2 separate regions of the Homo sapiens genome follow, and region 2 is linked to region 1. The links are chromatin contacts, found by Hi-C or POLR2A ChIA-PET in ENCODE. All regions are on one chromosome and are shown on one strand. The core of a region is the stretch at or near the end of the contact, and the rest is flanking DNA. Distances in the headings are between cores, read along the strand shown. Region 1 holds the start of SEMA3G (semaphorin 3G). Region 2 overlaps WDR82 (WD repeat domain 82).

Region 1 (2,700 bases), core at 114-2,613:
AGCTGGGGACAGGGAGGCAGAGTTGTAGGTCTCTGAGACCTGTCATGCTGACCCAAGAAGCCAACCTGTTTCCATTTCAGGATTGAGGTAGGGGAGGAGGGTGGGGTCCCCATACTCCCAACAACGCCCAGAAGCAAAGGAGGGTCCCAGGAAGGGGCAGAGCTGAGCTGGACCCATTCTCAGCCTGCTCTGTGGCCTGGGCCAGGTCCTTCCCTCTCTGAGTGCCCCGCAAGTTCCCTGACCACCATCAGAGGGCCCAGGCCGGTCCATGTGGGAGGCCCAACCTGCAGGAGCTGTTAGAATCCTGGGAACTCAAACTCCAGCTCAAAATTAAAATCTCTTTAGTGCCCAGGGCCTCAGGTTCTGAGTGTAGGGTTCTGGGGTGGGGTGAGGTGGCGACTGTTCTGGGGCAGGGAGCATGGGGAGGTCCCGTCACTCACCCCAGATTCAGGCCCTCAGTCCCATTTCCCCTTTGGCCCTCTTCTGTGGCTTTCTGTGCCCCCCGCCACCCAGTCAGTATTCAGGGTGGGGGAAGTGACCTCTAAGAGATCATAGGTGTCTGTAGGGCCTATGGGGCATGGGGTCCCTGGGAAGAACCATCACTGACCTGGGGAAGCTCTGGACCCTGAGTCTCTGGAAGGACTGGAGGCCTGAGGGAGGCAGGGCAAGGGGAGGTTCCCTCGGCATGGAGTCCCCTGATGCCCCTGTCCCCTACCCCAAAGCAAGCCTGGTGAGCTGAGATGGGGCATGTAGATGTGGGGAGAGGCTGGGGTGCCTGGAAGCCAGATGGGGACAGGCCTGGGTGGAAGAGGCTGGGCAGTCATCTCTTGCTGGCTCTATGAAGTGTTGCCGGACCTCAAACACCTGTCTAGGACATGGCGCCCCTTGGGCTGGGAATGGCCCTCCACCCTTACCCAGGGGAGCTGGAGAGTCTGGCCAAAGCTTCAGGGGGCTGGAATATCCTGGAATTGGGGCAGGGCCAGTTTGGAAGGTCTCTGCTGTGGGCAGTGGAGGGGCAGAGAACAAGGCAGAGCCCAGCTAGGCCCCTACCCAGCCCATCAACTTTAACCTCTGATCCCTGACCTCCCTTCCAGGCTCTCTCCCCACTTGTCACTTTGCTGGAGCCTGGGGACCTGCATTTGTGGACATCTCTGTACACATGGCCTGTGCCCTAGCTGGGAAGGTCTTCCCAATGGGGAGCTGGCCAGTGTGGCACAAAAGCCTGCACTGGGCCAACAAGGTGGAAGGAGAAGCGGCAGGTGGACGGCAAGGCCCCAGCCTCCTTCTCTCCTCCGCCCCTCTTCCCGCCCAGGACTGGGTGGAGCCACTGCCTTATAAGTGGTGGCCTGGTGGCAGCAGAGCAAACTACAACCGGCGGCCAGCGGGACCAGAGGGCGGCTCTGCAGGCAGGCGGCAGCGGTGCCCTCAGTTCCCCAGCATGGCCCCCTCGGCCTGGGCCATTTGCTGGCTGCTAGGGGGCCTCCTGCTCCATGGGGGTAGCTCTGGCCCCAGCCCCGGCCCCAGTGTGCCCCGCCTGCGGCTCTCCTACCGAGGTACCAGCCCCTGCGTGCCCTGTTTGTGTGCATGTGCCCTGTTTGTGTGTGTGCGCTCTGTTTGGGTGCATGTGCCGTGTTTGTGTGCATGTGCCCTGTTTGGGTGCGTGTGCCGTGTTTGTGTGCATGTGCAGTGTTTGTGTGCGTGTGCCGAGTTTGTGTGCGTGTGCCGAGTTTGCGTGTGCCGTGTTTGTGTGCGTGTGCCGAGTTTGTGTGCGTGTGCCGAGTTTGCGTGTGCCGTGTTTGTGTGCGTGTGCCCTGTTTGTGTGCGTGTGCCCTGTTTGGGTGCATGTGCCGTGTTTGTGTGCGTGTGCCCTGTTTGGGTGCGTGTGCAGTGTTTGTGTGCGTGTGCCGAGTTTGTGTGCGTGTGCCCTGTTTGGGTGCGTGTGCCGAGTTTGTGTGCGTGTGCCATGTTTGTGTGCGTGTGCCCTGTTTGGGTGCGTGTGCCCTGTTTGTGTGCGTGTGCCCTGTTTGGGTGGCTTGGGCTCTTGGGTGCCTGGTCAGCTGTAGGGGAGGGAGCCTCTCCCTGCACAGCTCTCGGGGAGTGGGAGGGAGGCAGGTCCTGGGAGACAGGACCAGGGTGGCGGTGGGAGGCACCTGAGGGGGAGTGCTGAGAAAGGGACAGATGGAGACCCTGAGAGAGCTCAATAAAGATGGGGAGGAGACAGAGGAAGGGACCAGGCAGGGGAGAGTGACAGAGAGGGTGGGGCTGAAGGGTCTGTCTGGGCTCAACTGGCACTTTTTGCCCAGGGTGGCCAACGGGAGAGCAGGCAGCATGCTATCCCTTGGTCCTGGGGCCACAGAGAAGGGGAGGACCCCCCTTGCAGCCCACTTCCCAGAGTGGGCTTGTTCATGTGCTCCTGCACCCAAGAAGCGCCCCAGCCCAGGGGGAGTTTCACCTCCCCTTTTTGCACATCCCAGCCTGGGGGTTCCTGTGTTCTACCCTAGACATGTGAGCCGGCTCAGGCCTCCACGGATGGGCCCAGGGAAGGCCCGAGACAGGCTCTTGGCAGATCCTTCCTGAGGAAACCAGAGGGGTGACCACCTTCCCCTGGGAAGCCCAGTCTGCTGGGGGAGATGGCGCTCGTCCCTGGAGAGGCTGAGGGGAATGTGGTCTTGTTCCGGGAGCTGTGGTTTTGCGGGGAGG
Region 2 (2,700 bases), core at 110-2,609, 190 kb after region 1:
TGGGTGGGGAGTGGGGCAGCGGCGTTTGCCACCTTAAGAATTGGGGCCAAAGCCACTGATGTTTATTTGACAGTGACACTGCACTGGGTACTTAAAGAAATTATTTCCCGTTGTAATTATAATTACTGCTTATTAAGGAAAATATGGGAATTTTAGAAAGAATCAAGTTTGCCACCCAAATGCTACCACTGTTAATCTTTTGGTGTTAAATGTTCCCCCTAGACATTTCTGTGCATAGATTTTTGGTGTGTTTACATAGTCGTTATTCTGTATATACAATTTTATGTCCCTTTTGTACTTAACGTATAAACATTTTTTCCATGTTACAGTCTTAAACAGAATTTTATGGCTGCAGCCTCTTCGATTTGAGTTTCTGTAGCATGGTTTGCCTGGTTCCCAGAGCTGGAGGGAGGCTTGGGTTGTCTCCTGTTAGTTCTGGCTCACACTGCAGCTTGCTGTAATGCTGTGTAGACGGATTGCTGGGCTCCCTGGGACTGCCTCTGACTGCCCCTTGGTAACTAAGATTTATGGGCTGGTGGGAGGAACCCCTAGAACCAGCCTTCAACCCCAGGCTGTAATAGCCATAGAGCCAGCAATGACTGACGGGGCAAGGCAAGCCTGAGCCAGCCTGAATCTTCGGAGACTGTCTGGCACTTACCTCAGGCTGCCTTGCATCCTCTACTGTTTACTCAACCCTTCACCAGATTGACAACCTCTAGTTGGAATATGTTTTGTCCTGCTAGACCCTGGTTTCAGGAAGGCAAGAATACTGGAGTCTCTCTGAGGCCCCAGCACCCAGTCTGGCAGAAGGCAATTGCTTTGGTAACCCATTTGCCTGGAGGCTGCTGCTCTAGCTCAGCATTCTCAGAGCTGTAGAACCTGCTTCCTGCTCTTGCCTCGCCCTCTCTGGACCAGAGAAGAAAACCTTGGGCCTGCCACATTTTCACATTGCTCATGGGACTCTGCAACAGTGGCGGAGGGAACATCCTAGCTTGTGTGTGACAGGCCATGCACAGGCTCTTCTGACACTACGTACGTAGGAAGAGACCCCCTCCTGGCCTGGTGGGAGGACTGCTGCCGTGTTCAGCTCTGCTGGGAGACATGAACAAGTAGGTAAGCATGGCTGCCCTTAGAGCAGCCACTCTGGTCTCTGTCCTGCTCGCAACTGAAAGACCTACTTCACCCACCCCCCAGGCTTCATTCAGCCTTGTGACGTGAGGAACAACAGCAGGCATGGTAGCAAGCTAGGCAAGCAGGCTGTGGGGGCGAGCTGGCTCAGCAGTTGATGTGGGTAAGAGAAGCAGGCACAGGATGCTGCCCACCCTTTTTTTTTTTTTTGCTCAGGCGGAGTGGTGAGGTAGTGGAGGCTGTGGTGAGGAAAGAGGAAGTGACACTCCTACAGGCTGGTAGGACAGCACTCAAGCTGCCTGGCTAGAGGAGTCCTAGCAAGACTACCATAGGGCCTAGCTGTGGACAGGTTCAACCCTGAAGTCCTGCACTGTGGAATATAGCAGTGGGAAATATCTGATGCAGTTTTTCCAGTCTTCCCTGGAGAATGTGTAGGAAATGAAATCTAGAGTTAATGGGTAGGAAAGGGGGTCTGAGGCTGGGTGCAGTGGCTCACGCCTGTAATCCCAGCACTTTGGGAGACCGAGGTGGGTGGATCACCTGAGGTCAGGAGTTTGAGACCAGGCTGGCCAACATGATGAAACCCCATCTCTACTAAAAATATTGGGTGTGGTGGTGTGTGCCTGTAATTCCAACTGTTCAGGAGGCTGAGGCAGGAGAATCACTTGAACCCAGGAGGCTAGAGGTTGCAGTGAGCTGAGATGGCACCATTACACTCCAGCCTGGGCGACAAGAGTGAAGCTCCATCTCAAAAAAAAAAAAAAAAAAGCCGGGGTGGGGTGGGTTCTGAGAGCCTCTCAGTTGAGTTAATTATACAGGTTTTACCATTGGCTCTGCGACCTGTTGGATATTCTTCTTGGCTGCAATTTTGGGCTGTCAGTTGCCTGGTGAGAGAATTCACCTAAATTATAAAGTAGGAGTAAATCAGAGAAGGGTCAAGTAAAGCTGAGGTCATGAAGGTGGTTTGCCTTGTAATTCAATAGATACTTCCTGAGCACTTGAGCTTTGGTACGTTCTAGTTGACAGCATGGCTGTTTTTGTTTTGTTTTGTTTTTGAGACAGTTTTGCTCTTATTGCCCAGGCTGGAGTACAACGGTGCGATCTTGGCTCACTGCAACCTCCGCCTCCCGGGTTCAAGCGATTCTCCTGCCTCAGCCTCCCGAGTAGCTGGGATTACAGGCATGTGCCACCACACCTGGCTAATTTTGTATTTTTAGTAGAGACAGGGTTTCAACATGTTGGTCAGGCTGGTCTCAAACTCCGGACCTCAGGTGATCTGCCTGCTCAGCCTCCCAAAGTGCTGGATGACACACCTGAGCCACCAGGCCTGGCCCCATTTTTTTGTTTGTTTTGTTTTGTTTTGAGACAGAGTCTCACTGTGTTGTCCAGGCTGGAGTGGAGTGGCACAATCTCCCCTCACTGCAACCTCCACCTCCTGGGTTCAGGTGATCCTCCCACCTCAGCCTTCCAAGTAGCTGGGACCACAGGCATATATCACCATGCCCTACTAATTTTTTGTATTTTTGATAGAGATGGGGTTTCACCATGTTGTTCAGGATGGTCTCAAACTCC

The links. A loop is a pair of places that touch in the nucleus more often than their neighbours do. ChIA-PET counts read pairs that join two places held with the same protein, here RNA polymerase II (POLR2A). Pooled maps may share reads with other maps.
Region 2: a pooled map shows a loop between it and region 1 (2.3-fold over the local background). The contact joins the enhancer-like site here to the promoter of SEMA3G in region 1. A Hi-C loop is called at or near these places in 4 of 50 pooled maps. POLR2A ChIA-PET finds 5 or more read pairs at or near these places in 7 of 52 experiments (CD8-positive, alpha-beta memory T cell, GM12878, PC-9 and 4 more).

The regions. Positions count from the first base shown.
Region 1 is chr3:52,443,766-52,446,465 of GRCh38, reverse strand. It overlaps SEMA3G (semaphorin 3G), which reads left to right and starts at 1,363. Exons shown (of 16, transcript NM_020163.3): 1 at 1,363-1,553. The coding sequence starts at 1,439. RefSeq lists enhancers at 513-1,389, 1,390-2,266.
Region 2 is chr3:52,252,075-52,254,774 of GRCh38, reverse strand. WDR82 (WD repeat domain 82) reads left to right here. Exons shown (of 9, transcript NM_025222.4): 9 at 1-341. Among named protein-coding and RNA genes, the nearest start is that of PPM1M, 7.7 kb to the right of the region's middle. RefSeq lists an enhancer at 1,025-1,344. Within about 2 kb of position 1,359, at least 17 of the 41 ENCODE cell types and tissues checked have a DNase peak (open chromatin) inside an H3K27ac peak, as active enhancers do; they include GM12878, where a contact is called at or near this core.